Regions from separate parts of the Mus musculus genome. Here all the other regions are linked to region 1. A link is a loop called in an ENCODE intact Hi-C map of the cell type or tissue named here. Cell type or tissue: heart. All regions are shown on one strand. Region 1 holds the start of Coa7 (cytochrome c oxidase assembly factor 7). Region 2 holds the start of Scp2 (sterol carrier protein 2, liver). Region 3 holds the start of Echdc2 (enoyl Coenzyme A hydratase domain containing 2). Region 4 overlaps Gm40221 (a long non-coding RNA gene). Region 5 holds the start of Cpt2 (carnitine palmitoyltransferase 2). Region 6 has its middle 4.3 kb from the start of Scp2. Region 7 holds the start of Gm40221 (a long non-coding RNA gene).

The links. A loop is a pair of places that touch in the nucleus more often than their neighbours do. Peaks named below come from ENCODE experiments on the same cell type or tissue, not always from the same donor. Only the 100,000 strongest peaks of a DNase experiment are listed, where the experiment ranks them.
Region 2: it touches region 1 in a loop (4-fold over the local background); 5 of 42 quality-filtered maps call a loop at or near these places.
Region 3: a loop joins it to region 1, with 3 times the contacts of the local background. A loop is called at or near these places in 6 of 42 quality-filtered maps.
Region 4: it touches region 1 in a loop (4-fold over the local background); 9 of 42 quality-filtered maps call a loop at or near these places.
Region 5: a loop joins it to region 1, with 2.5 times the contacts of the local background. A loop is called at or near these places in 12 of 42 quality-filtered maps.
Region 6: it touches region 1 in a loop (5-fold over the local background); 5 of 42 quality-filtered maps call a loop at or near these places.
Region 7: a loop joins it to region 1, with 2.6 times the contacts of the local background. A loop is called at or near these places in 12 of 42 quality-filtered maps.

What each region holds. Positions count from the first base shown.
Region 1 is chr4:108,325,338-108,329,337 of GRCm38, reverse strand. It overlaps Coa7 (cytochrome c oxidase assembly factor 7), which reads right to left and starts at 1,186. Exons shown (of 3, transcript NM_027250.4): 1 at 1,048-1,186. The coding sequence starts at 1,153. In heart, CTCF peaks have their summits at 1,408 and 2,166 (motif pointing right); a DNase peak (open chromatin) is centred at 1,017; H3K4me3 peaks cover 1,873 bases; H3K27ac peaks cover 1,687 bases.
Region 2 is chr4:108,115,866-108,119,865 of GRCm38, reverse strand. It overlaps Scp2 (sterol carrier protein 2, liver), which reads left to right and starts at 1,319. Exons shown (of 16, transcript NM_011327.4): 1 at 1,319-1,487. The coding sequence starts at 1,419. In heart, CTCF peaks have their summits at 1,324, 1,657 and 1,866; a DNase peak (open chromatin) is centred at 1,315; H3K4me3 peaks cover 865 bases; H3K27ac peaks cover 921 bases.
Region 3 is chr4:108,163,358-108,167,357 of GRCm38, reverse strand. It overlaps Echdc2 (enoyl Coenzyme A hydratase domain containing 2), which reads right to left and starts at 1,921. Exons shown (of 10, transcript NM_026728.4): 1 at 1,697-1,921. The coding sequence starts at 1,829. In heart, CTCF peaks have their summits at 764 (motif pointing left) and 1,941; DNase peaks (open chromatin) are centred at 1,557 and 1,827; H3K4me3 peaks cover 1,358 bases; H3K27ac peaks cover 735 bases; H3K27me3 peaks cover 318 bases.
Region 4 is chr4:107,942,722-107,946,721 of GRCm38, reverse strand. It overlaps Gm40221 (a long non-coding RNA gene), which reads right to left. Exons shown (of 3, transcript XR_867994.1): 2 at 2,973-3,120; 3 at 1-195. Among named protein-coding and RNA genes, the nearest start is that of Gm40221, 7.3 kb to the right of the region's middle. In heart, a CTCF peak has its summit at 2,324; no DNase peak of the experiment used is centred here.
Region 5 is chr4:107,921,739-107,925,738 of GRCm38, reverse strand. It overlaps Cpt2 (carnitine palmitoyltransferase 2), which reads left to right and starts at 2,150. Exons shown (of 5, transcript NM_009949.2): 1 at 2,150-2,424. The coding sequence starts at 2,273. In heart, a CTCF peak has its summit at 1,993 (motif pointing left); DNase peaks (open chromatin) are centred at 2,138 and 3,578; H3K4me3 peaks cover 2,055 bases; H3K27ac peaks cover 1,662 bases.
Region 6 is chr4:108,120,893-108,124,892 of GRCm38, reverse strand. It overlaps a transcript of Scp2 not described here. Among named protein-coding and RNA genes, the nearest start is that of Scp2, 4.3 kb to the right of the region's middle. In heart, no CTCF peak of the experiment used is centred here; no DNase peak of the experiment used is centred here.
Region 7 is chr4:107,934,969-107,938,968 of GRCm38, reverse strand. Gm40221 (a long non-coding RNA gene) reads right to left here and starts at 1,498. Exons shown (of 3, transcript XR_867994.1): 1 at 1,446-1,498. In heart, a CTCF peak has its summit at 1,543 (motif pointing left); a DNase peak (open chromatin) is centred at 1,488.

The DNA.
Region 1 (4,000 bases):
TTATTACCTCTGCCTGGCAAAGACTTACAATGGTTCCTTTCCTCCTTCAAAGCTTTATTCAAAAGCCATGTCATTGGGCAGTGCCCTTCACTCAGTTCTTTTTATCACATTTCACTTACCTTAAAAAAACTTTTTTTTCCCTCGAAAAAACTAAAACAAAAAAAAAATTTTTTTTTAAAATTTTGTGCTGGATGGTGGCAGCCCACACCTTCTAGCACTTGAGAAACAGAAGCTTGCAGATATCTTAGTTTCAGGCTAGCCTGATCAACAGAAGGACAGTCAGGACTACACAAAGAATAACACCTCAACAAATTAATTAATTTATTAATTTGTTAACAGGCCTGTGGCTCATGCCAAAAACTCAGAAGATAGAGGAAGCAGTTCTGAGTCCAAGGCTAGCGTGGCCTACACTGTAAGTTCTAGGCCAGTCAAGGCTACATAATGACAGTCTCAAAAAAAAAAAGATTTAATTTTTATTATTTTAAATTATGGATGTGTGTATACGAGCATGTGGTGTGGTGGCAGCAGAGGCCAGAGGCATTGGATCTCCTAGAACTTTAAATGGGCTCCTAATTACTGGACCACCACTCCAATCTCCCTCTCCAATTCTTTTTTTGGGCCGGGTTTTGCTATGTAGTTCAGGCTAGTCCTTAACTCCTGAGTTCTAAGTGATCCTCCTTCCTCAGCCTCCCGAACGCTAGAATTACAGGTGCAAGATGCCAACCAATTCTGGCTCGCATTTACTACTAGCATATATTTCATTTATTTCCTGCATGTTAAATGATTCCCTCAAAGACATGTACACCGAGGTTCTACTTCACCCTCACACCTCCAGTCCTAGCACCCTAAACTTGACTACACAGCATCTAGCCTGAGGGCTCCGCCCTCCGCTGCAGGCCCCGCCCCCGATGCACTACAACTTCCCGCCCACAGGCCCGTAGTGACCCTGACCCGGTCCTTAGGCGTCCTCGGCCCGCCACGTGACCACGACTGCACCCCACGCTCGCTCCCCTCCCCTATGTCCCAGGCTGCGCAGTTGGCGCTCACCCTCCGGGTCCTTCTCGCGGTAGCATTGGTAGTGACACTCCACCTCCATGTTCTCCAGGAAGGACTTCACCTGCTCCTCGTCCTGGAAGTCAACCAAGCCCGCCATGATTCCGACTCCCACAAATCGCTTTGTGGCTCCACCCTCAGTTACGTGAGCCAGCCCAGGGGCGGGGCATGCCGGCGGCGTGCGTGACGTCAGCGCTCCTCAGTACGGGGGCGGGTTGGAAGGAAGGAGACGATTACCGCTTCCCATCATCCTTTGCGGTGGTAGCTCCCCACCCCCCCCACCCCTCCAGGCTTTTATTCTTCTTTTTGGACAGCCCTCTCCCAGGTTTCTGCGTCGGTTTATCTGAGGCCATACTGCCCCTTAATGGTTTTCTCCCTGTAGTCTGGATCAGCCAGACATTCTTCAGTTCCGGTTCTAAAGCCGACACAGCCGGGAGCTCAGGTCCCAGCCTTACCAAAGCTTACAGCGTTGGGCTGCAGCTCACCACCAAGTACTCTGAAGCATCGTAAAACAGAACTTGAAATCTATTCCGAAAGCATTCGTTCATTTGGGTGGCAAGCATTTTGAATACCTTGTGTGTCCCAAATATGGCCGGAAAAACCGAAATAAATAAATCTGTGCAATTGCCACGGGATGCCCTTATCTCTATATTCTTTGTAGACCCATCAAAATCATCCATATTAATATGACTGCGAGTTATGATTAGAACACATCAGTGGTCGGGATTATAGTGACAACATGGTCACTATAATAGTTTTAGAACAGCAGCATGGCGGATTGAAGCCAAGGAACACTATGAAGTCATATGATGCAACAGATCTTACCGAAGAGGTTTATTGGGGCAAGGAGAAAGGGAAAGGCCGATTGGGAATGGACTCATGGTTTTAAAAGCAGTTCCATGACACATCTTTCACAGGATAGCACAAGCTCTGCGTTACTCCAGAGCCTCTGGCTAAAACTGACTTTTATGTATGGCTTCTCCTGTTTTTCCTTTGATAGAATCTCACTTTGAGACAATCCTCCCCCCTCAGCCTACTGAGTACTGTTGCAGATACAAGCTCCCACATCCACCTATCCGTGTTCTTTTTATCTTGTTTATATCTGTAATCACTAGAGGGAGCCCTTAGAATACATGGTCCAGGATGAGAAGGCCTGACCTTTACTTTGGAGCCTCCCTCCTTAACCTACTCCTACTGGATACATCTAGAAGCTTACTTGCTTTGTTCTGTATAACTGAGACAGGCTGACTCCATGACAGGCTTCACATTGGCAGTTCAGGAGACTAGACATAAATCTCTGTTTCCAAGAACTGAGCAAGCCCAGGCCTCAGAAGAGGCCACACCACCTGGCCTCCAGGAGTTCCAGGATAGCTTGGAAAACAGTAAGCCATTATTAAAAAAAAATAATAATAATATTTAGGCTGAAGAAGTAGCTCATCTGTTGGAGAACTTGCCTGGTCCCTTGGGTTCAGTCTTCATCATGTCCTAAAACAGGCATGGTGCAATCCTAGCACTTGTTGAGGTAGAGGCAAGGGGGGTCAGGGTTCAAGGTCATTCTCAGTTGCATACCAAGTTCTAGGCCAGCCAGAGAAACTTCTTCTCTTCTCTTCTCTTCTCTTCTCTTCTCTTCTCTTCTCTTCCCTTCCCTTCCCTTCCCTTCCCTTCCCTTCCCTCCCCTCCCCTCCCCTCTCCTCCCCTCCCCTCCCCTCCCCTCCTGTCCCCTCTTCTCTTCTTATCCTTTCTTCTTCTTCTTCTTCTTCTTCTTCTTCTTCTTCTTCTTCTTCTTCTTCTTCTTCTTCTTCTTCTTCTCTCTCTCTCTCTCTCTCTCTCTCTCTCTCTCATTTTCCAGACAGGGTTTCTCCGTAGTCCGGCTGTCCCAGAACTCACTCTGTAGCCCAGGCTTTCCTTGAACGCAGAAATCTGCCTATCTGCCTATCCGCCTGCCTCTGCATCTGAATGCTGGGATAAAGGTATGTATCACCATGCCTAGTTGAGACCCTTGTGTTCAAAATTAATTTCAGTCAGGCATAGTGGCATATGTTTATATTCAGGTGGCTGGGACAGGAAGATAGTTGTGTGTTAAAGGCCAACCTGGGCTACATAACAAGATTGCCTTTGTTGGGGACCAGGAACCACCATAAAAACACTGTTCTCAGTTAAGCAAAAACAGTTTATTGAATGAATACCCCAAAATTGGACATTCAGGGCCACAAAAAGGACTCGGGAACCTAATTTTGTGGTACTAGTGTATTCTCAGGAAAGGCTTATAAAGGAAACACACACTGAGCTCATATGTAGGCGTAGGAAGTGCTGCCCAGTGGTCAGCTCTGACTCAAGCCATTTTAGACATAACAGTTCATATTGACCTTTGATTTTTATGGGTCCGACGTAAAGCTTTGTGGAATTTCTTAAGATTAACATACCACATACAGAACATACAGGGTATATGATTAGCCCAAACTTGAGTCAGGTTATTTTTCTGTGTCCGTGACTGGCAGGCATTTTATAGCAATAATATGAAATAGTTGGTAGGCATGAAACAAAATGGCTACATACATGTTGGTGGAGGGCAGACCTCAACACCTTAAGTAAGAAACTAAACCTAGGGCTGGTGAGATGGCTCAGTGGGTAAGAGCACCCGACTGCTCTTTCGAAGGTCCAGAGTTCAAATCCCAGCAACCACATGGTGGCTCACAACCATCCGTAACAAGATCTGACTCCCTCTTCTGGAGTGTCTGAAGACAGCTACAGTGTACTTACATATAATAATAAATAAATCTTTAAAAAAAAAAAAGAAACTAAACCTAAAAAAATAAAGTTAAATAAATTAAACTCTGGGAACCGATAGTTACTGAGTAGTGTGTTTGCTTAGCAGATGCAAGGCTTTGATTAGCTCTCCACCCCTCTAAAGCAAAAAATACGCATGAAGGAAAATACACAGAACTCT
Region 2 (4,000 bases), 210 kb after region 1:
AGCTCTTGGGAGGCAGAGACAGGCGGATTTCTGTATGTGAGGCCAGCCTGGTCTACAGAGCAAGTTAGCCCCCCCCATGCACATTATAACTTCTTCTTCTTCTTCTTCTTTTTTTTTTTTTTTTTTTTTGAGACAGGGTCTCACTTTGCAGATGATTCCAGGCTGGACTTGAATTTGTTTTGAGGCATGTCCACCAGAGAACAGCACACAGACAGTCTGTTTTTTTTTTTTTTTTTAAGATTTATTTATTATTATACATAAGTGCACTGTAGCTGTCTTCAGACACACCAGAAGAGGGCGTCAGATCTCAACTCAGGACCTTCAGAAGAGCAGTGTTCTTACCCGCTGAGCCATCTCGCCAGCTCAGACACAGAAACTCTTTTTTTTTTTCTTTTAAAGGGGATAGTAATAGAGACACAGACACTCTTTTTTTTTTTTTTTTTTTTTTAAGTTTAGGGGATAGTAATATATACCTTTTTTTCCTATTTATTTATTTATTTATTTATTTATGACTGTAGCTGTCTTCAGACACCCCAGAAGAGGGCATCAGATCGCATTTCGGATGGTTGTGAACCACCACGTGGTTGCTGGGATTTGAACTCAGTACCTTTAAGAACAGTCAGTGCTCTTAACCGCTGAGCCATCTTTCCAGCCCGACACAGACACTCTTAAGGCTGAGAACAAACTTCGTATTGATGGCTCCTGGCTACAGAGGATACTTGTCCAATCATGGAAACCCACATTCTGGTTGGCACACTTCAATTAGCAAGAAACAGAACTACGGAAGCCAAAACGTAAGGTTACCACATTTAGAGACTTTCCTGTTTCCTGGAACTATGGACCAGGTCTTTGATGGATTTTGGTCTTTGTACCATTTTTGGCAGAGATCTGCCTGCCTCTTCCTCTCGTGTGGAGATATTAAAGGTGTGAACCACTAAGCCCTGATCTGACTTAATTTTTAAAAAACATCTTATCCGCACATAGAATTCTGACTTTATTAGTGTACATCGTGCTTTTTGCTCATATACTGCGTGTTGTAACTACTCTCACACATACAGAACGTCTCTAACACTCTAGAGAATCCCCACAGGATTCTGAGTTTCCTCTGAGGCCAGAGCTTCCATTTTAGGCCTTCCCTCTCTCACTGTAAAAAGAGGAAGCACAGAAACCGAGGCCTCCTTGAGAAACTTTGCCTGAGTCTAACACAGTAGGTCAAAAGAACCCATAAAGGACTTGGCTCTAGGATCGCCACGCATGCGTACATCCTCTACCCTGCCTCCTCCGGTCGGTTCCCGTAACTCGGCCCCGCCCCTGACGCTGCGGCCCCGCCCCCGACGCCTGGGGTTGGGATAATCGGACCCGACCCGGCTTTGGTTCTGCAAAGCCTCAGTCTGTAGGAGACCTTCGCTGCTGGAGCCATGCCTTCTGTCGCTTTGAAATCTCCGCGCCTGCGCCGGGTGTTCGTGGTCGGCGTTGGCATGACCAAGGTAAACAGAGTTGTGAGCAGCGAGAGATCTGCCTCTGTTATTCCCCGCAGTCCGAGGCGACAGGGAAGCGCGGCAAGGGGACGGTCACAGTCTGCGCTGCTGTCCCTCTGACCTTTCCCTCCAGAGAGGCGACCTGAGGGTGTATGATGCTGTCACTAGGGTCTCAGTATCTTGGGCTTGTTCTCTCAGTCATTTTTTTTTTTTTTAAAGATTTATTTATTTATTATATGTAAGTACATGTAAGTAAGTACATTGTAGCTGTCCTCAGATACTCCAGAAGAGGGCATCAGATTTCGTTACGGATGGTTGTGAGCCACCATGTGGTTGCTGGGATTTGAACTCCGGACCTTCGGAAAAGCAGTCGGTGCTCTTAACCACTGAGCCATCTCGCCAGCCCCTCTCAGTCATTTTTTTATTCGCCTTCCTGTTTGCTTATTCTAGCTTTTTAGTCTGTGAAGGAGCCCCCAACACAGCACAAATCTCACACTTCCTTAGATTCTAAATCCCGAGTAGGCCGGCCGGGTGGTTCACATCTCTAGTATGAGCTTTAGGAGATGCAGCCAGGAGAACTGCTGCGAGTCTGAATCATATCAAGACCTTGTTTCACAAAACAAAGCAAACCAAACCGACAAACAAAACAAAACAAACAAACATGTGGTTGCTGGGATTTGAACCCAGGACTTTCAGAAGAGCAGTCAGTTCTCTTACCCGTTGAGCCATCTCGCCAGCCCTATCTTGTCTTTCTTACCTCTAGAGCCTTGAGCTTAGCTCTAATTTACTTTGATGCACTGGGATTCTTTGTTCAGATGACTATATTCTCCTAATGTATTGCTACAGGGTGGGTACCACAATTATTTACTGCTGTATCACTCACAGTGATAAATCACTCGTGCCTAATGACAGTGAATGTTAGATGATTGATATTAAATGGATTTACTGGTGAAAGAGTTACTGTGAAGAATCTTTTTGTACTGTAAAAAAAAAAAACAAAACCCAAATTTTACATTATCTTAGTAACAGGTGAAAACAAATAATTTATTCAAAACATGTAAATAGAAAAGTTGACTAATATGTTCTAAAACTTAAAGGGCATCCCACTGTTTCTCAGAGGGGGAGCTTCTCATATAGTAAGTAGGTGGGCAGTAAAACTTTCCAGAATATTCTCTAGATTTTTTTTTAAAAAAGTATCTTATATGGCCCTGGCTGGCTTTAAACTTCTGATTCAGTCTCTCAAACTGCCCCCCCCCCTCTGAACCTGCAAGTGTCCCTGATCCCCATGCCCTGCTAGTATGTTGTTCCATTTTAAAGTGTCTTCCCATGATTGCTTAATGTCTGTTTATATGGGCTGTATAGAAAAAGCATAGTTTCTGAAAAAAAAAAAAAGATATGTTTAATTTTTTTCTAGTTGGGAGGTGGAGGTGAAGGGGATATTAATATTCCTTAGGGAAGAGAAAAAGGAATTAAAGATGGTTTCATCATTTAAGCATATATGCAGTACATGTGCTATGTGTTATATGTGAGGGTGACCGTGACAAAAATGAATAAAAGCAAGATTGGGCAGGGGACATGACTCACTCGGTAGACTGCTTGCCAAACATGCATGAAGCCCTGGGTTCTATCCCTAGTCTGCATACACCAGGCATGGTGATGTCCACCCATTGTTCCAGCATTCAGAGGGTAGAGACAGGAGAATCAGAAGTTCAAAGCTGTCCTCAAGTTTACATAGCAAGTTCAGAGCCAGCCTAGCTTTTGTAAGACCTTACTTTAACCAAAGAGCAAGGGTCAGCAAAGATGGCCAGTGTGTGAAAGGCTTGACAGTCAGAGTTTGGCCCCTTGCCCTCACTTAGTATGAGTGTGCCCCCTACACATATACACACATACTTACACACTAACAAACTGAAGATATTTATTTTATAAATATAGTATTTGTATCATATATAATATAATTTTTATAAATAAAAAATATATATTTATTTATTTATTATATTTTTTGAGACAGGGTTTCACTGTGTAGCCTGGGCTGTCTTGGAACTCACTCTGTAAACCCAGCTGGCCTTGAACTCACAGAGATCTGTCTGCCTCTGCTTTCCGAATACTGGGATTAAAGACAGATTTTTAAAAACCCACATAAACAAACAAAAAAGAAGAAAGAGAGAGAAAAAAGGAGAGTTTGACATTTTTAGTTAAGCAAGGAAGATTGAAAAAATGAACTTATCTCTTGGTTTTTTTTTCTTCCAAGTATCATTAAAACAGTGAGGAACAATACACATTGGAGCAGCAACTGTAGGAGAGATGCCAGAAAATATTAAAAGCGGATGGAAGCCAGGTTTGGTGGCATCCCGGCACTCTGCAGGTGGTGGCAGAATTGTCTCAAAACCAAACAAAACCCAACTACCACAAAAAAGGGGAATTAATTGAAATTCTCCGTGTGATGCTACCTAGCTTTGTTTGTAGGAAACATACCCAAATGTATACTACCTTCCTGGCAGAGGTTGGGGGAAATATTTGAAATG
Region 3 (4,000 bases), 160 kb after region 1:
ACACTGGTAGTACTTCCTGTCTGCCGAAAATGATGTGCAGCAGGGTGTGGTGGCGCACACCTTGGATCCCAGCATCCCGAGGCAGAGACAGGCAGATTTCTGAGTCTACAAAGTGAGTTCCAGGACAGCCAGGGCTATACAGAGAAACCCTGTCTCGAAAAACCAGAAAAAAAAAAAAAAAAACCCGATGTGCACCACAGAGGGTGATGTATCCATCAGCAGGAAGGTGGTGGTTTAGATTTATTCAGAAAAACAGCTCTTTGAAATTTGGTGCAGGCCTTGAAGAGATGCTATAAAAAGCCCAGTGCAATGCCATCTGTGCAAGTGAAAATTGATTCGAGAGGCCAGCAAGACCTCCAAGTGGAGGCTGGAAAGATGGCTCCACAGATAAGAACACAGGCTGCTCTTCCAGAGAATCTGGGTTCAAGTCCCAGATCTCATATGGCCGTTCACAACCCTCTGTCACTCCAGTTCTGGGGTAAGAACACCTCTTCCAGCCTCCACAGGCACTCATGTGATGCACAGACAGAGAGGCCAGCAAAGGAGATAAGAAATGACCTTTTAAAAAATGTGCCCAGTGGCAAATGTAACCACTCACATTCAGTAATAAAAATAGTAAATAAGGGGCTGGAGAGATGGCTCAGAGGTTAAGAGCACTGACTGCTCTTCCAGAGGTCCTGAGTTCATTTCCCAGCAACCACATGGTGGGTCACAACCATCTGTAATAGGATCCGATGCCCTCTTCTGGTGGGTCTGAAAACAAGAGACAGTGTACCGACATACATGAAATAAATAAATAAGCCAGTCGTGGTGGCGTATGCCTTTAATCCTAGCACTTGGACTTGGGAGTCAGAGGCAGGCGAATTTCTGTGTTCGAGGCCAGCCTGGTCTACAGAGTGAGTTCCAGGACAGCCAGGGCTACACAGAGAAACCCTGTCTCAAAATAAATAAATAAATAAATAAATAACTCTTAAAAAAAAAAAAAAGTAAATAAGCGGGACAGTGGTGACACACACCACTAATCCCAGTACTTGGGAGGCAGAGGCAAGTGAATCTCTGAAGTTCAGGGCCAGCCTGGTCTACAGAGTGAACCCCAGGACAGCCAGGGCTGTTACACAGAGAAACCCTGTTTTGTTTTTTGTTTTTGTTTTTGTTTTTGTTTTTGGGGAGGGGGAGACAAATAAAACAGAAGAACAGGAAGAGACAGGAACAATACAATATCCAACATGGGAACGGAGATGGGATGAGGTTACATTGGAGAAGGATCCGCACCCAGCTAACGCACCTGAGGTCCAAACAAACATACCCACGCTTCACAGCGTATTTTTGTACAATAAAAGACCTTGCTGCCGCCGATGGTTGTGAAGTTTCCCTGTGTGTCCGTGGACCCTGTGGACCGTCCCTCCCTCTCTGGTTGTCCCCTCAGGTCCAGCCAGATTTGCTCCGCCGCCACCCCCACCCCCCACCCCCGTCCCCGATCATTGCCAAGGCTCTAGAGGGAAAAGTCCTGGCTAGCACTGTTGTCCTGATCTCCTGGCGCACAGCCCTGCTCCCAGCTCTCCTCTCGGCTCCACACCTCCCCGGGCCTCTAGAGAGTTTGGGGAGCTCCCCTTCTACCCTGGGAGCCCTGAGATCCAATCCTCCTGCTCTCCCGCCTCAGTCTTCCCATGTGTTGGGTCTCAGCACACAACTTTACCTTGGTTGGGACCTGTCAGAGCCTGCACTTGGATTTCGGGTGTCCTGGTCGTCGCGTGAGAGGCGCAGTCCCGGGCCCCCGAGAACCTCCAGGAGCACGGGAGGCGCAGCGCGCGGGGCAGTACGCGTAGCATCGGGGAGCAGGCCGGCAAGGTGGCGCGGAGAACGGGACCTCCTCGGCAGAGCTGGAAAATCGTAGTTCCGGGGCGGGCGAGGCCTCGCCAAGGGCTCCACCTACGGGCGGAGAGAAAGGTGCGGCGGTCCGCGAGCCTGCAGACCCCAAGTTCAGCTCCTTCGTGAAATCTGGGAATGCTGCAGATTTAATCCGAATGCACGGCTAGGAAGGTGGTGTCCAAAACTGAATGTGTTGTGTGCACTTTCTTCACGTGTACCCTCAGATCATGTCATTTCATCAGTCACTGTGGGGTGGTCTGCACCCACTGACAAGGTCTGCTGTCCTAGAGGCTGTAAGATCGCGTCTGGCCCCTCCCAGTTTAACTAAGAACTTTGGCTCACAGTTATGAACTGCCAGTTTCTGTCCTCCACCGGCCACCTAGCCTTCCTTTGCAGAGGAAAGAAGGGCAATCCAGGGTAAATCAACCAAGCATCTGGGGTGAACAGTCAAGATATGGGTGCTTTGTCAGGCCATCTAATAGTAAAACTCAAGCCACTGATTTTCGTATGTGTAGGAGCAGCGGGAGAAGAGTGTCTCCGTCAAACAGAACCACAAACAGCCAGAGATCATTCGTAGCTACGCAGTGATCTGAAGACCACCCTGTGGCAGACAAAACGAAATAACACAGCAAACTATACAATCTATTTTCAAACTGCTAAAAGGAAAAACAAAAAACAAAAAGACCCAAAACCCTGTTTGTCAAGAATCCCACGTTTAGCAAACTGAAGAAGAAGCTGGGTGCTATGACTTTAATCCCAGATCTCGGGCAGATTTCTGTGTTCAAAGCTAGCCTAGTCTACATATTGATTTTTGGGTCAGCCAGGGAGCTCCACTGAGACGCTGTCAGAGAGAGAGAGAGAGAGAGAGGCAGAGAGAGACACAGAGAGAGACACACAGAGAGAGAGAGAGAGACAGAGAGAGAGGACAGAGACAGAGAGAGAGACAGACAGAGAGAGACAGAGACAGAGTCAGAGGAGAGAGAGAATTCTTGCAGACCAGGAATGGCTATGTGAATATCAGACAAGATGACTTTGTCTATCTTTATGTTGTGTGAAGGGTTTGCCTGTGTACCACTTGTGTGCCTGGTTTCCAGTGACAGAGAGAGGGCAGACAGTCTTTGCTTTTTTAACTGGAAAGACAGGCAGATTGCTGTGACTTAAAGGCAGCCAGGGTTATTTAATCAGACCCTGACTCAATTTTTTAAAGTCTTTTAATCTAAAAAAATTATTTGTATTTTTTGTGCATGAGTGCTTTGCCTATGTGTGCATGTGTACCACAAGTTAGCCTGGAGCCCACAGAGCCATAGAGGTGTCATCTGAAACTGGAGTTACAGACATTTGTGAGCCATCACGTGGGAGCTGGATATCGATTAAGGGTACGTGCAAGAGTTACAAGCTCTAGACCCAATTCACATTCAAATTCGATGAGTTTGTTTCTAGTGCTAGTCAGAAGGACTGGCAGTTCTTAGTGCCAACAATGTGTGCCTTGCAGAAGTGGAGGTTAGGGAGGTTCTAAGGGCAGACATCAGAAAAGTATGCATTACAAAGATCCCTGGACCTCAGAGCTGCATGGGAAAATCCTTCCTTCCTGATACATAGTAACAAAAGGCATTTCACCCCTCTCCCACAATGCTAAGCAGACTTTACAGAAGCAAAGGCAGTTTGTTAATGCCTCACAGTCCATTATCCTGTTCTTTCCGTTTGGTTTGGCTTTTCAAGACAGGGTTTCTCTGTGTCGCCCTGGCTGTCCTGACTTTCACTCTGTAGATCAGTGGCCTTGAACCTGGAGATCCTCCTCTGCCTCCCAAGGGTAGGTTTTAAGGGCGTGGGCCACCACCTTATGACTCCACTTTCTTTTTCTTATCACACCTGAAGGTCACTGGAATCTCTAAGGCATTCCAGAGCAAAAGGTAAACAGTCCTTAAGGGATGCCTGGCTCTGTATCAGTCTCTTTAGTCATCACGGGACCTATGTAAGTTAACTCATGATGTAGACCAGGCTGGCCTCGAACTCAGAAACTAGCCTACCTCTGCCTCCCAAGTGCTGGGATTAAAGGTATGTGCCACCATGCTAACTGATTGATCACTCTTATGGTTCTTCAAAAAGTTCAAAAGAATCCCTGTTGCTTGGG
Region 4 (4,000 bases), 380 kb after region 1:
ACTGAGCAGAGAGGCTCACTGTGGCCAAGGTGTTTGAGACTAGCCTGATTTACAAAGTTGGATCTCAAAAAATAAAAGGAAATAAATTTAAGCAATAAAAATGTTCACTCACTCACCGTTTTCTTCCCCATGCTCCTGGAGATTAGGTAAAAAAAATTGCTGCCTATCTTCCAGAGACAGCTGAGAATAATTAACCTACAAAAAAAAATTTTTTTTAAAATTTTATGTGTATGAGTGTTTAGCCTGCATGTATGTCTCTGTACCACGTGTGTGCTTGGTGCCTGTGAGGCCCAGAAGAGGGTGCCAAATTATCCAGAACTGGAGTTAGAGATGTTTGCAAACTATCATGTGGGTGCTGGGAATTGAACCCTGCAAGAACAGCCAGGGCTCTTAAACAATGAAAAATCTCTCTAGTCCCAGCAGTAAAGAATTGTAAAAAGTTAAACATCTGGGCTTATCAGAAGACAAGAATGTTACACAATATTGTTCTATTTTTCTTCTTAATATAGTTCATTAATTTCATTTTAGGTTTTGGGGTTTTGGTTTGGTTTGGTACTGGGAATTGAACCTAGTGCCTTCTTCATGTGAAGCAACTGCTCTACTCCCGACCTGTCTTCCCAACCCCAGCCCATTGTTTTAAATTGGCAAATCAAATGATATATATTTATTCAGGGACGCTCGGTCTTGTTCTTAATTACTACTCACTGCCATTGTCAATGATCCCTGTAGCTGTTTTCCATAACAGAGATGTAATATTCCATTTCAGTGAGGACCTTGTGTTGACTAGTCTTATGTCAACTTGACACAAGCTATAGTCATCTGAGAGGAGGGACCTTCAAGGAGCAAACACCTCCACAAGATCCAGCTATATGCAGGCAAGTCTGTAGGGCATTTAAAATTAGTGACTGATGGGGGGAGGACCCATCCCATTGTGAGTGGGCCACCCCCGGACCGCTGGTCCTGGGTTCTATAAGAAAGCAGGCTGAGCAAGCCATGGGAAGCAAGCCAGTAAGCAGCACCCTTCCATGGCCTCCGCATCAGCTTCTGCCTTCATGTCCTGCCTGATTTGGGTCCCTGTCTTGGCTTCCCTCAATGGACTGTGATTCAGACACGTAAGCCAAAGAAGTCCTTTTCTTCTCAACTTGCTTTTGGTCATGGTATTGCGTCACATCAACAGAAACCCTAATTAAGACACAGATTTGGGCTGGTGAGATGGCTCAGTGGGTAAGAGCACCCGACTGCTCTTCCGAAGGTCAGGAGTTCAAATCCCAGCAACCACATGGTGGCTCACAACCATCCGTAACGAGATCTGACTCCCTCTTCTGGAGTGTCTAGGACAGCTACAGTGTACTTTAAATAAATAAATAAATCTTAAAAAAAAAAAGACACAGATTTTTCATATTTCTGAGTTAAAGTGGTTATATGCATACATATATAGAGAGCATATGGTTCAACAAACAGCCCAGGGTCACAGGGGACCACATATTTGACAGAGATCTGAAATTGCTCTCGCCTTATGAAGGTATATATAGCCATTAAGTCACTGTACAACTCATGACTCTCGTGTTTGTGGTGGTGCTACGCTCTGGTGATTGTGGAAAACTGCACACAGCTCTGTATGGAGACTGATACCTGATACTGGTAACAGGTGGCACTATTGCTAGTTGACTTTTGCCACAGTACTATACTTTCTGCTGTTATTTCAGAGGGAGCACCCTCTACATTTAAGACAACTGGTCGACCCTACAGCAGGCTTCCTTGTGAGAGCATCAGCAGCTTCAGGAAGTTCTCCCCAAGCTTTAGGTGGCTGCTGCATAGACACCAATCTTTCCAGGCCAGAGGGTTCAGGGACATTCAGGTGCTTCTGCGGCATGAAGCTGAGAGCATCATTGGGCCCTAGAGTCTTACAAATTGAAGTTCTGTTTGTACATCGAAGAAACTACCCTGGGATCTCGAATTTCTTAGCGGCTCTTTGAAGGTAATGACTCCAGAACTCACCAAACTCCTATGTATGAGTTGAAAATCCTATGTATGTGGTGAAAATGAACTGTGACTCTCTGGAGAAGGCCACCCCCACGCCAGGGCAGGTCTTCTTGCCCTGAGCCACTTTCTTTTCTCTGTTCCTGTGCTTAAATAATAAACTCCAACTCTGCTGCATATTGGCTTAGGCTGAAAGTCTTTTCTGAGGCAAAGTCAAGGATTTGGCATTACAGGTATCCAAAAAGAACTCTTCAGGGTGTTTGAGATGTCAGAGATACAGTTGGAGCTGTGTCTCTGGCTGGTGCCCTGCCATTGCTGACATAGGACAGTTGAACTCTGGTTGCCAGTCTCTGCTGCCCTCAGCCTGGGAGCCACAGCTCTGCTGTAGTAATCTGCCAAGAACAGTCAGGACTTGGGCAGTGGCTGGCAGCGTTCCACCCGCCCCCACCACCAACTAAAGGCCAACTAGAGACTGCCAAATATGTTCCCAAGCAATCACATAAAGAAATGTTTCTAGTCTCTCTCTCTCTCTCTCTCTCTCTCTCTCTCTCTCTCTCTCTCTCTCTCACACACACACACACACACACACACACACACACACACACCTTCCTGATGAAGGCCAAGACTATATCATGGAGTCTTTTTTATACTATAAACTTTTCCTGATTCTGGCTTACCTTTGAATTTATGCCAAATACAAGTGATGGTAGGTGACTCCCTTGCTCTAGCAAGTTCTGAATTGCTAGCCCGTGGTCTTTACCTCCTCCAAGAGCCTCTCCTCAGTGGCCCGAGTGCTCTGAGACTCCTACCTCTCACCGGTAGCTATTGTCTCTGAAGTTGAACAGTAATAGCCAGGGCAGCTCCCTCCATGCAGTGCACGCTACACATAAATCCCCTTCTAGTTTGCAGGGGGTGTCCTGCTACAGACCCATGCTCTCAAAGTATGCTTGCTCTCAGAGTATGCTCACAGAGATAAACAAACCCAGGATTACCTTGTCACTCTTTGTGAGATGCCCAGTTAACTCCTAGTTATTCTGAATTCTTGAGAAAATGGAATCTTCTGAACCAAGGAGATGGCTCAGTTGGGGACATGCTTGCTGTGAAGGCTTGAGCATGTGAGTTCCTTATCCAGCATCCATGCTAAAAAAAAAAAAAAAAAGTCAGGCTGTTTGTACCTATAGTCACAGTGCTGAGGACATGGAGACAGGAGGGTTCCAGGGGCTTGCTGGCCACTAGTCTAACTGATCTGTATGCTCTAGTGAGAGACCCTGTTTCAAAAAGCAAGGTGGAGGAGCTAGATGGACGGCTTCACTGTTAAGAACACTGGTCCTTCCCAAGGACCCGGATTTGATTCCTAGCACCAGATCTGTAGTTCCAACCCCAGAGAATCCAACGCCCTCCTCTGGCCTCCTTGAGCATTGCAGACACCCGCTACACATACATGTCATCCAAACAACCATACATTGAAAAAAACTTGTTCATGAAAAAAAGGATGGAAACGGATTATGAAAGACCCCCAGCATCAAGCCTCTACACTCTGTGTGATACATGTTGCACGCATGCGCGCACAGAATGGGGTTTTCTTGTGAAGTAGATTTTCTGACAGGGGTGTGTCTAATTTCACAAAGATTGTAGTAAGAAGTCAGAAGCAATAGCCAGATGTAATAATGGTCCACCCTGTAATCATAGCACAGAGAGTATCAGGAGTTGGAGGCCAGCATGGGCTACATAGGGAACAAGACCTCATCTCAAATGGAGTTGTAAGTCCTTGGGAACAGCGTGAGTCACCGCGCTATGCTGAAGCTGGCTGGCTGCGACTAGGGTGGAGTGGCTAACCCTGGCCTCAGGCTACGATAGAACTAAGCATCACAGAAGCTCCTTCTCTCAAATTTATTGCTCATAAAATTGGTTGCCAACCACCTTCATCCTTCCCCCATGTCCCTGGATCTCCGAGTTGTTTAGATTAAGGGTAGACGGGCTGTGGGTAGATACAGAGAGATGCAGAAGGCAGCGGAGACAA
Region 5 (4,000 bases), 400 kb after region 1:
TGAAGTGTGAACTCTTTCTCCTCCTCTCTAGTTAAAGTCTCTTGTTTCTAAGAACGTTCACTTTGATGGCTTTTGTGGCTCAGTCACTTTTGTGGTGCGCCACTCAAGGGACGACAGTATCCCCACAGGTTTCAAGGTTTTGAAAACTACTAGGATTTGGAGACAACTGATCTTTTGTTTTTGAGACAGTTTCTCTGTGTAGCCCTGGATATCCTGGAACTCACTCTGTAGACCAGGCTGGCCTCGAACTCACACAGAATCGTTTCCCTCTGCTTCCCAAGGGCTGGGATTAAAGGCCAGCATTCCTGGCCTGACAAATGAACTTTTTCAGAAAGGATTTTATATTCTTCCTATGACACTCTACAGTACAGACAAGAGATTCTGATACTTTGAATTTGGGCCAGATAGGTCTGTTCTCAAGGGAGGAAAATTAGAAGTTTGGTATTTTTAAAATTTTGTTTTAAAATTGCCATTTTATTATGTTGTGTGTGGAGGTCAGAGGACATCCTTCACAAGTCTGTTCTCCTTTTCCACCATTGTGTCTCAGGGACTTAACTCAGATCATCATCAGTGCCAAGGACCTTACTCCCTGAGCCATCCCACCCGTCAACATCGAATCAATTCTCAGGCCTCCACCTTCCCAGTGCTGGGATTACAGGCATGCACCACCATATTTGGTTGGTTTATGTGATACTAGGGATCAAACCTAGGGTTTCATGCATGCTAGGCAAACACCCTGCCCACTGAGTTACATCCCTGGTTCCCACTAGCTTTGAATTCTGTGCTTAGCTCTTCAGTCAATGAAGAAAAGTTCTTCAGTATGGAGCTGGTAAGTGAGTTTCCTGTTTAACTGCTGGTCATCTAAATAAGGACAGAGCCCGAGAAACAAACTCAGGTCCCCTGAACTCCAAATCCAGTGCCCTTTGGGATGTGTTCCAGCTCATGGCTCTGCCTACCTACTTATGGAACAGACAAAATGTACTTGGCTGCTTCAGATCTACAGGGTCCTGACAGACAGCTGGAGCTAAAGGAAGGTTGTGTTTCCAGAATGGAATTCTGTTGTGCTTCAAGTGAGAATAATTCACTATGTAAAATAAGTGGTAGCAGAACCTATTACTTCTTTAGCTACAGATGAGGCAGAGACCAGAGGGGTATGGTATATGTTGCTTGCCTGTGGTGGTTTAGCGATGGATGGGGATGTTCACGTTCAAGAATCTTTGAATTCCTGAAAAGTTTGGGACTTCAGGACCCATGTGTGCTGACAGGTAGCCTCCTACGGTGGACTGAGGCTAAAAGACACCCAGAACTAGAGGACAAGGGTTTCCTCTTGGTAGGGAACCTGTTTTGTTTTTTTCCTTTGAAATATTCAATCTGAAAAAGGATGCTCATTTCTGGTTCCTGTACATTCTTTTTCCTTCCTTCCTCTTGTTTTGATTAAGACACAGTCCCGTGTAGCCCAGGATGGCTTCCAACTCGCTATGTAGCTGAATATAGGCTAGAATTCTTGACACTCTGCCTCTGCCTCTCCTTCAGATTACAGGCATGCACCCCCAATTTCCAGTTATACATTTTTAATAATATTTTTATTAGATATTTTCTTTACATTTCAAATGCTATCCCGAAAGTTCCCTATCCCCCCCCCACCCCACCCCACCCCCACCCCCCCCCGCCCCGCGAAGCCACACACTTCAAAGACTTCAGGCTTGGGGAATGCTACACGGACCTAGTATGAGTAAAGTATTCTGCCTAACAAATTATATTGGTGAAATAAGTATGACTATTGTTCAGTAAATCTAGAACTGTGGAGGCGTTTGTTGATCTTGTTCTCTACTTAGAAGACAAAGGTTTGAAATGTTCTTGGTCTCTAGAGACCAAGCCTTGACAAGGATAGGTCTGCCAAATGCCAAGTTTCAGCGTTTCTTTTTTCTCTACTTTTGATTTCTATCCAGTTCTGTGAAAGGAAAAGAGGTTAGCTTCAGAGTTACATGCCTGCCACCTTCGGGCAAGAAGCTGGGCTTACTATAGTTTAGAGACCGCTTCCGGCCCAGGTGGGCGTGGCCGCCTCTTGGGCGTGGCCACGATGTGGGCGGGCTCTGGGAGAGGCCAAGTGTGGGCGGGGCCACCGCCTATCGGTGCCCGGAAGTGCCCCTGTGGGCGGAGTTGAACTGGACGTTAAGTCTCTACGGGTGTCCCGGGCCTGAGGGCAGCGGCCTGCTTGCTCGGGAACTCCCTCAGCCACCGCGTCCTCAAGCCGCCATTGCCGCCCGGGACGATGATGCCGCGCCTGCTGTTGCGTGACTGGCCCCGGTGCCCCTCGCTTGTCCTGGGAGCCCCTAGTCGGCCCTTAAGTGCTGTCTCGGGGCCCGCCGAGTATCTGCAGCACAGCATCGTACCCACCATGCACTACCAGGACAGCCTGCCCAGGTGAGCCCAGCCTCCTGGCCCCGGCCCAGACCCGACTCCTGGTGCTTAGGACTTGCCCTGAACCTCCGGCCCTGGAGGCAGTCACATTCCCCAGCTTGGAAAGCCTGAGACTTTGAAAATTCCCTGGCTCAGAAGATTCAGAAACTTTAAAGTCTCCTCCGCAACCCTCCCGTCTACAAGTTCATCTTGAATCCTACAAACTCCTGCCCGCTCCATTAATCTTTCAGACAGCTATCCTGAGCCCTACACACTTAATGCCTGAAAATCACCCGAATCCTTTCTACTAGGGTGGTCAATTCCTTGTTTTGTTTTGAGGGTTTGTGTGCCCTAGAACTAGCTCTGTAGACCAGGATGGCCTATTAGAGATCCTCTTGCTTCTGCCTGTAGAGTGCTGAGATTAAAGATATAGGGCACCCCCATTGAGGGAGGATAGCCAGTTCCTAACATGGGTCTCCCTCGGGTCAGTGTCCCCTATTCACCTTTACCTGTTGCTGAGAACACCCAGCCCACTCCTCTTCCAGTACCTGTTCTGGTAGTGTCCCATCGTTGCTGCAAGCACATCTTTATCCTCATTTTAGCATTCTCCATCTTCTGCTCCATCTTCTAAGGTCAGCCTTAACCTAGAACTTTTTCATACCCACCAAACCTTCCTCAGCACTCTTTCGGGTGGTCCCCAACACCTCACCCACACTACCTGACCTATTCAAACAGCCCTAATAAGTGTTCCTCCATGTCCGTCACCCCCTGTCCCCAATACCCAGTACTTCCTTAAATCTGGAGTCTAGTTTTCTCGTTGATCTCTCAGCTTTGTTCTAGGTTGCCAGAATAGAAATTACCTTCACTCTAAGCCAAACCTAAATTGTCTTTGCATTCATTGTTTATTTCCCAAACCAAGCTCCAAACCTGTTTCAAATCCCCCTCACTGTCCTGGCCCAGCTGCCAGTGATCCTTCCTGCTCCATCCGGGAAAAGACACACATTGTACCATGGTATTGTTCCCTGCTGTGGGGTTTGTTTTCCTCCGTGTCCAGCAGTTATTTAACCCAGTGTCATCTGCCCACCGTGCCTTCTCAGCAAGAACCCAGTGTGCTTATGTGTGAGACCAGCTACAGTGAGGTTATCTGAATTCAGCAGGACGGAGGGGGAAAGAGAAAGGGACTTTGCTATTGCAGGATGAGGGTGTGACCTGGCTTCTCCAGACAGCCTGTGTGAGCTGCATTAATATGTAGGGGAAAGGTGAGGGCTTGGGAAAGAGAGTTTTCATTTGCTGAGTCAGATGGGCACTGACTTTCAGGCAGGCCTGTGCCTTACCCAGGTTTAAGATCAGGTGGACTGTCGGTAGTTTAGAATTGGAAAACTGTAAGAATATTCAACATAGTTTAGTCTTGTCCACAGCACAAACGTCTGTAAGATCCTGGAAGTATAAATAATATTGCTTGTCAGGTGTAGTGGCAGGTTCCTGGAATTATAAATACTATCACTAGTCAAGGGTAGTAGTGCATACCTTTAATCTTAGCATTCAGAAGGTGGAGGCTGGCTGTGAGTTCAAGGCCTGCCTCATCTATATTGTGAGTTCC
Region 6 (4,000 bases), 200 kb after region 1:
TTGCGCTCTCCCCCCCTCCCCTCATCCCCTACACCCACACCCTGCATTTCTCAAGACAGGGTTTCCCTGTATAGCCCTGGCTATCTTGGAACTTGCTCTGTAGACTAGGCTGGCCCAGAGGCCTGCCTGTCTCTGTGTCCCAGTGCGGGAACCAAAGGTGTGTGCCAGCACACCCTGATCCTTGTAATTTATTTTTTGATGTTGTGAGTTCGAGAGAGAGAGAGAACTTAGGTTGTCATGAATAAAGCTGAGCTATATCTCTCCAGCTCTATGCTTTTGAAATAGGGTCTTGGGGGGTAGAGAGATGGCTCAGCAGTTAAAAGCACTGACTGCTCTTCTGAAGGTCCTGAGTTCAAATCCCAGCAACCACATGGTGGCTCACAACCATTTGTAATGGGATCTGATGCCCTCTTCTGGGGGGTCTGAAGAGGGCAATGGTGTACTCATATACACAAAATAAATAAATTAATTAAAAAAAAAAAAGAACTAGGGTCTTGCCCTATAGCTCTGGCTGGCCTGGGACTTGCTATATAGGTCAGGTTGTTCTTGGGCTTGCAGCTGTTTGTTGGCCCCTGCCTCCTGAGCGCTGGGATTACATCATCATATTTGCTTTGTTTTTATTTATTTTACCATCAGTTCTAGGTATTTGAGATTATGTCATTTGCTACCTTGGTTCTTTCTCAATCTTCTCAGAATTTATTATTACCCATTTTCTTATTCTTTTCCCCATCTATTTTGTAGTCAATATCTAGTGAGCATCTAGTATTTGTTGCACAACAATTCCTAAGAAATTCTGTTGGAAATCCAGCATGGTGGTCATACTTTTAATGGCAGCACTCAGGAGACAGGTGGATCTCTGGGTTCCAGGATAGCCAAGGCTACACAGAGAAACCCTGTCTTGAAGAGGAGGAGGGAGAGGAGGAGGGAGAGGGGGAGGAAATTCTGTTGGGCTTCAGGGCGGTGTCTCAGTTGGTAAAGTGCTTGCCATGCGAGCATGAGGACCTGAGTTTGCTTCCCAGGACTCATGTAAAAAGTGGGTGCAGCTCCCTCCTAATTCTGTGTCAGAGAGGAAGAGAAAGGCAGATCCCTGCGGTTTGCTGGCCACTCAGTCTACCCAAACTGTTCAGCTCCAGGCTCAGTGAGAGACTCTGCACAAAACAATGAGGTTGAGAATAATTGACACCTCAGTTTCGCCTCTTGCTGACTACACACACACACACACACACACACACACACACACACACACAGAGAGAGAGAGAGAGAGAGAGAGAGAGAGAGAGAGAGAGAGAGAGAGAGAGAGATTTGATTTGGCTGGTGGCTATGTCTGATCCATAAATCACATTGATGTCTTTATCAGCCAATCTGACTTTCAAGAATGAAATACTCCTTTAGTTAAGTGCTTACCTGGTGCTAGGTTCTAGGGATCCATAAGAAAAGAGGAGACCTTTCCCCCCATAGTTCTGATTTACTCAATAGATTAAGGATATAAATGTTTTGAATTTATGCTTATTTAAAATTTTTATACATTATTATTATTATCATTAGAGAGAGAGTGTGTGCATGTGTGTGTGTGTGTGTGTGTGTGTGTGTGTGTGTAGACAAGAGTTGAAGATGGACACAGAAGCCAGAAGACCACTTTCAGTCTGGTTCTCTCCTTCCTGTGGGTCCTGGGGATCAAACTCAGGTTGTCAAGTTTTATCAGCATTTACCTTTATCCACTGAGCCATCCTACTAGCTCTTATGCTAATATTAACAAAGACTTCATCTTTATTATTTTAATTGTGTGTGTGATGGATACTTTTATGTCAACTTGATGTAAACTAAAGTCATTTGAAAGAAGGGAATCTCAGTTAAGAAAATGCCTCTGTAAGAGGCTGTAGTCAAGCCTGTAGGGCATTTTCTTAATTAGTTTTTTTTATAGGAGAGAGCCCAGATCATTGTGCGTGGTGCCATCCCTGGGTTGATAGTCCTGGGTTCTATAAGAAAGGAGACTGAGCAAGGCATGAGGAGCAAGCCAGTAGACAGCACCCTTCCATGGCCTCTGCATCAACTCCTGCCTCCGGGTTCCTGCCCTGTTTGAGTTCCTGTCCTAACTCCCTTTGATAATGGACAGCGATATGGAAGTGAAAGCCAAACCTTTCCTCCCCAACTTGCTCTTTGGTCATAGTGTTCCCTCACAGCAATAGAAGTTCTAACTAGGACTGTTTGCTAATGGGTCTGTCTGTGTGCATGCGCTTTGATCTGTCTTTCCAGACCCTTTTTGATTATTTTTCAAAGAGATTCTTTGTTTTTATGTATATGAGTGCTCTAGCTGCATGTACACCTCCGTGCCAGAAAATGGCATCGGCTCCCATTACAGATGGTTGTGAGCCACCATATAGTTGCTGGGAATTGAACTCAGGTCCTCTGGAGGAGCAGCCAGTGCTCTTAACCTCTGAGCCAGCTCTCCAGCCCTCGTTATGCTGATTTTTAAAACTGTGTATTTATTGATATTAGTAAGATGTGTGTGAATTTCCACTAGGCCTTTGGAAATAATGAAAATGACCTATGGACTATGGGCTCCTTTGTTCCATTCTCCTGCCCCCTGCAAGTCTTTTCTTGTAGTATTCCTGAGGGCAGCCAATCTCAGTTTGAACTTGGCTTCCCCCCAGAAACAGTGTGCAGAAGGCAGGAGTGCTCACAGATAACCATTGGGGAAAATCAGCAATATTAACCACACAGAAATTTCTCCTCGATGAAGGAAATGAAAACCTGCTCTCCATGCCAAAGGCTGGGACTGGATATTGTTAATTTTCTGGTGATCTTTGTTAACTATAGAGCCAGGCCTCTCCCAGACCCCAGCCCCACACCCCCAGACCTCCCAGACCATTTCTCCCAAACTCTCCCTCTCTAAACCATTCTCTTTACTTTTGTTTCTCAGTCAATAGAATCCATCTTTAGGGGAGATGTCACATGTATTTTATACCCTGGTGACGACCTCTATTAGCCAGGGGCCACATCAGATCTTAGGCCTTTAAGCTATAAAACCCATCTTCATGGTAGAGGTCACATGAATTTTGCAACAGTTTTTGATGTCGTTACATATTAAGCTTTACTGTGCATGTGGGAGTGAAATAATAATTGCCTGGAAACATTTTCCCAAAATTATATTGTAATTTAAATTTAAAGATGTCTAAAATAAGCTGGCCTGGTACCAGACTCCAGAAGTTTCTTACCTCAGGCAGATCGTGAAGCTTGCAGGGACCCCACGACAGTGGATTCAGTACTTACCAAGCCTGCTTGGTGTTCAGCATCAGAACTGAAATGTGTTGATGTTTCCTCATAGTGATCCTTCTCTGCTTCCTCCTGGATGCTCTCCATTATGCCTGCAACACGAGTGCTCACTCTCCCTGCTTGTATCTCAGCTACTCGCCTCTCATAGCTAGAGTTTATGAATACCCACCCTTAAAGATTAGTTTCTTTTACGTGTGTGAGTGTTTTGGCTGCATGTTTGTATGTATGCCACATGTGTGCCCAGTTTCCATGGAGGTCATTAGAGGGCATCAGATACAATAGAACTAGACTTCCAGATAGAACTGGACTCCCAGTTGTGAGTGTCCGATGTGGGTGCTGGGAATGGAACCCAGGCCCTTTGTAAGAGTAGCAGGTACTCTTAGCCACTGAGCCTTCTCTTCAGCTCCAAATGCCCACCCATCTACCAGTCTAAAAACAATTACAAGAGGTGTCTTAGAGAGAGAGTGTTCTTCTGGCTAAATGATGCTTTCTGCCATGGAGACCTATGAGGGGCTCTTACTATAGGTTCTAAGGGTTAGAAAGGGTCTCAGAGCTGGGCAGTGATGGCATATGCCTTTAATTCTAGCACTTGGGAGGCAGAGGAAGGTGGATCTCTATAGGTTCAAGGGAAGCATGGTCAGTTCCAGGAAAGCCAAGGCTATACAGAGAAACTCTGTCAAAAAAAAATTAAAAAGAGCTCAGAAATTGTATACACATGAACACACAC
Region 7 (4,000 bases), 390 kb after region 1:
TCAGATTGACATTTAAATATATGATCTTTGGGAAAAGGAATTTGCCCTCCATCAATCAGCTTGTCTGCCTCCCTGGGAGATTTGGGGAACTTTACTACCACATATGTGCAAGCCAATTCCATGTGAACATCAGCCTCTCTCCACACACACTCTGCAGGTTCTGTTTCTCTGGGAAATCGTGACTTATACAGATGCCTTCCCCATCAATGAGTCAATATGGGATCAATCGATGGCAGCCTACCTGAGGCTTCATTTGCCTGGGTGATTGTCACCTCTTGAGAGCCATGCAAGTCATTGGAAAGCAGAGAACCTGCTCAGTATTCAGTAGACTGTCACCCTCTACTGTCACTTCTACTGTCACCCACTACTGCCTCCACTAGTCCCACCCTACCTATTTGCCTATTGACTGACCCTTTTCCCTGATTTTTTCTTCATTTGCCCCCACCTCTGTCTGAAACATATAAAGCCTACAATGGGCAACTTAGGCTGACTTTTAGTTTCCATCTTCCCACTCAGATTTTGTTCCACTTCTGGGCATGCAGAACACTTCTTACCATTCACACTGTTCAAACTGCATGCTCTCCGGGCATTGTGCCCTGTGTTAGGACCAACCACACGGTCCCAGGCTTCAGGATACCCAGAGCCTAGAAAAACCCAGGTTGGAAAGAGATGAATGTGTTTATGATTGGCAGTGCCCCAAGACCACACTGGCTTGGGAGAGGAATGCTCCCTCCCCTACACCTCCAGGAAAGCCCAAATGTTCTTCCTGAATTTCAACCAGGAATTGGCAAAAGACCAAGATCACTGATTCTTTGGGTCAAGCAATCAACACATGGGCCAACACAAGAAGACACCGGGGAACTCCATCTTGGGGTTGGCAAGCTCAGAGTAAGGATACTAAAGAAAAGATGGCTCACAGTTAAAAAGCATGCCCTCTGTCCCAAGCCTCTGTAGGGAATACCCAGTTAGCCCTTGGAATTGTGTAGCTGCAACCCCATTTTACAGAAAAGGAAATGAGAAGCAGGGAACTCATGACTTGACAATGAACCACTGCTTAGTAGTGATGGGGTCAGGATTTAAAGCCACAAAGTCTCACTCCATGGCCTTTGAGCTTCCCTGCTGGACAAGCAGCTAACCCAGGGTCTCTATAAGGAGTTCTGAGCAAGCAGCCAAGAACAATCTCTTGCAAACAGGACAGGGTATTTCCAGTGGATGTGCTTTCCGGAGAGCATCCTTCTGTAAGCTCTTAGCATGTTCTCTGCTTTCTGCATTGGGAAGCTTGAGGCGTCCAACCTCCCCACAGTTGTGACTAATGATGGCACAGCTGCATTTGTGAGCACACACAGTAGTCCCAAGGCTTCTGGAGTGTCTGGATGACATCAGTATAAGATACTTAAAGAGAATTTAAATGCACAAGAACTAAATAAACTCCCACCATTACTCACCGAGATGCTGGCGTGTATAAACAACAGCTTGAGGAGATGCAGCTGGCAGCCCAGGCCCAGGGATTTCTGTTTACCAGCTAAAGTGGTGCCCCCGCGTGGCCAGACTGCAAATACTATTTGCAATGGACTTGGATAGCCCCTTTGAAATTGCATTGTAATTAACGTTTATTTAAATTGAGAAGAGTTATATATTTTAAAGTTACAGACACATGATCAAAATGTATTAGTATTTTATACAGCAGGATTTTATATTCCAACAACTTAAACTTGAGTCAGTTGCCCATGCCTGTGAGGGCTGTGGTTTGGGTGGGTACCATGCATTTGAACTTGATGGGACTTTAGGAAGGAGGAGCTAGGAGGCTCCTGAGAATAAGGGCCATGCAATCCGGGTTTGGGAGGGGTTTTCTAAAAGAACTGACAGAAGTGGACAGCAGAGGCTGTTGTGGTGACACATGCTTGCAATTCCAGCACTCAGGAGCTGGAGGTTCAAGGCCATCCTCCATTACATAGCACACTTGAGGCCAGCATGGGCTACGAGAGAGAGAGAGAGAGAGAGAGAGAGAGAGAGAGAGAGAGAGAGAGAGAGAGAGAGAGAGAGAGAGAGAGAACTACAGCTTGGGAGGAGGCACAGGGCCAGGTCATGGAGGGCCGGCTATTCCTCTCAGGGAGTGGATTGTGCTAGAAGGCAAATCCCTGACTTTAGGATGATTAGGAATCACAGAGCCAGACCCAAGGAGAGAAAACACAAGGAACAGGGACACTGGTCAGCAGACAATTGCCAAGCGGCTCATTTGTTCTTCAGAGATTGACTGAGCCGCTGACTTCATTCCAGACACGGCTCTCTGGGCATTCCAGCCACAGACAATATAGGAAAAGACTCTGGGAGGTTCTGTTTGAGATGATGCTGAGGGCCACGGGAAACAACAAAGCAGGAGCAGAAGACAGAGAATGTGGACGTGAATAGTTCTGGACTTCCTATAAGGTGTTGGGGAAGGCCCTGGCAAGAGGCTGAGTAAAGGACCAATGGGAGCAAGGGGGTCCAGGATCCCAAGTCCCGGCAGAAAGACCAGCAAGGGCAGAGCCCAGCAGCACGGAGGCCAGGAGACTAGAGTGACTGGAGCAGAATCAAGTCCCGTGAGGTGAGTGTGTGTGTGTGTGTGTGTGTGTGTGTGTGTAAGAGAGAAAGACACACACATACAGAAAGTGGGGAGGGAGAGGGAGAAGGAAAAGTAGAGAGAACAGATACTTAACATTTAACATTCAGACTTTGTGGTCTCTTAGAACTGGCTATGCAACTTGGCCACAGTAGTATGAAGCAGCTGCAGATTATGTGAAAGGATGGAGCGGGGCAGGGGGAGGGAGGTGCCTTAGAGATGGGGGGTGGGGGTGGGGGGGAGGGGAGGTGCTGCAGAGATGGCTCAGTGGTTCTGAGAGCTTGCTGCTCTTCTAGAGGATCTGGATCCCATTTCCAGTACCCATGTCGGATCGATTATAACCATCAGTAACTCCAGTTCCAGAGGATCTCATGCCTTATTCTGGCCTCCATGAGCACACATGAGTACACACACACACACATACACACTCATACCCACACTCACACTTATGTATATACACGCATCATGAAAATTAAATACTGGGCTGGGCATGGTGGTGCACGCCTTTAATCCCAGCACTTGGGAGGCAGAGGCAGGCGGATTTCTGAGTTCGAGGCCAGCCTGGTCTACAGAGTAAGTTCCAGGGCAGCCAGAGCTACACAGAGAAACCCTGTCTCAGAAAAACCAAAAAAAAAAAAAAAAAAAAAAAAAAGAAAGAAATACTTCTTTTCTTCTTTTTAAAGAGTGGGTAGGACTGCATCCCAATAAAACTCCCTAGACAAACATGGCAACAGAATGGCCTGACAGTCATGGTTAATCCCCAGTGTTGACACTGTGGCCATTATAAGGCTTTAGTTTCACTGTGAGTGAGCTGGGCGAGCCACTGAGGGGCTTTAAGTAAAGAATGGGCCTGCTCTGACATTTCATTCATGACTTTGGGTGCTATGTGTGACCAGATGGTCAGAGAGCCAAAAGGAGAAGTTGGAGTCTCACTTCACTTCCTCCCATCTGAAGGACGTGGGAAAGTCATTCAGCCTCTCGGGGCTTCTTCAGGCTCCTCCCTTGTAAAGTGGAGAAATAATAATACCATGTCACAGGGCTGAGGTGAAGAGGCAATGAATTAATGTATGTAAAGCACATGGAAAGTGCCAGGCACACAGTATGATCCCACAGAGGCCATGATGGTTGGAACTAGTCAAAGAGACAGACGGTGACTGGAGGGGCTGGAGAGATGGCCCAGCACTGGCTGCTCCTGCAGAGGACCTGAGCTTGATTCTCAGCACCCATGTGGCAGCTCACACGTGCCTGTAACTCCAGTCCCAGGCGATCCAGTGCCCTCTTCTAGCCTCTGTGAGCACTGCATGAACATAGACATATGTAGGCAAACCTCGAACATGTGTAAAAATAAAGTTGAGAAGTTTTTTTTTTTTTTAAGAGACTTGTTTCTAGAGATGTTCCCAT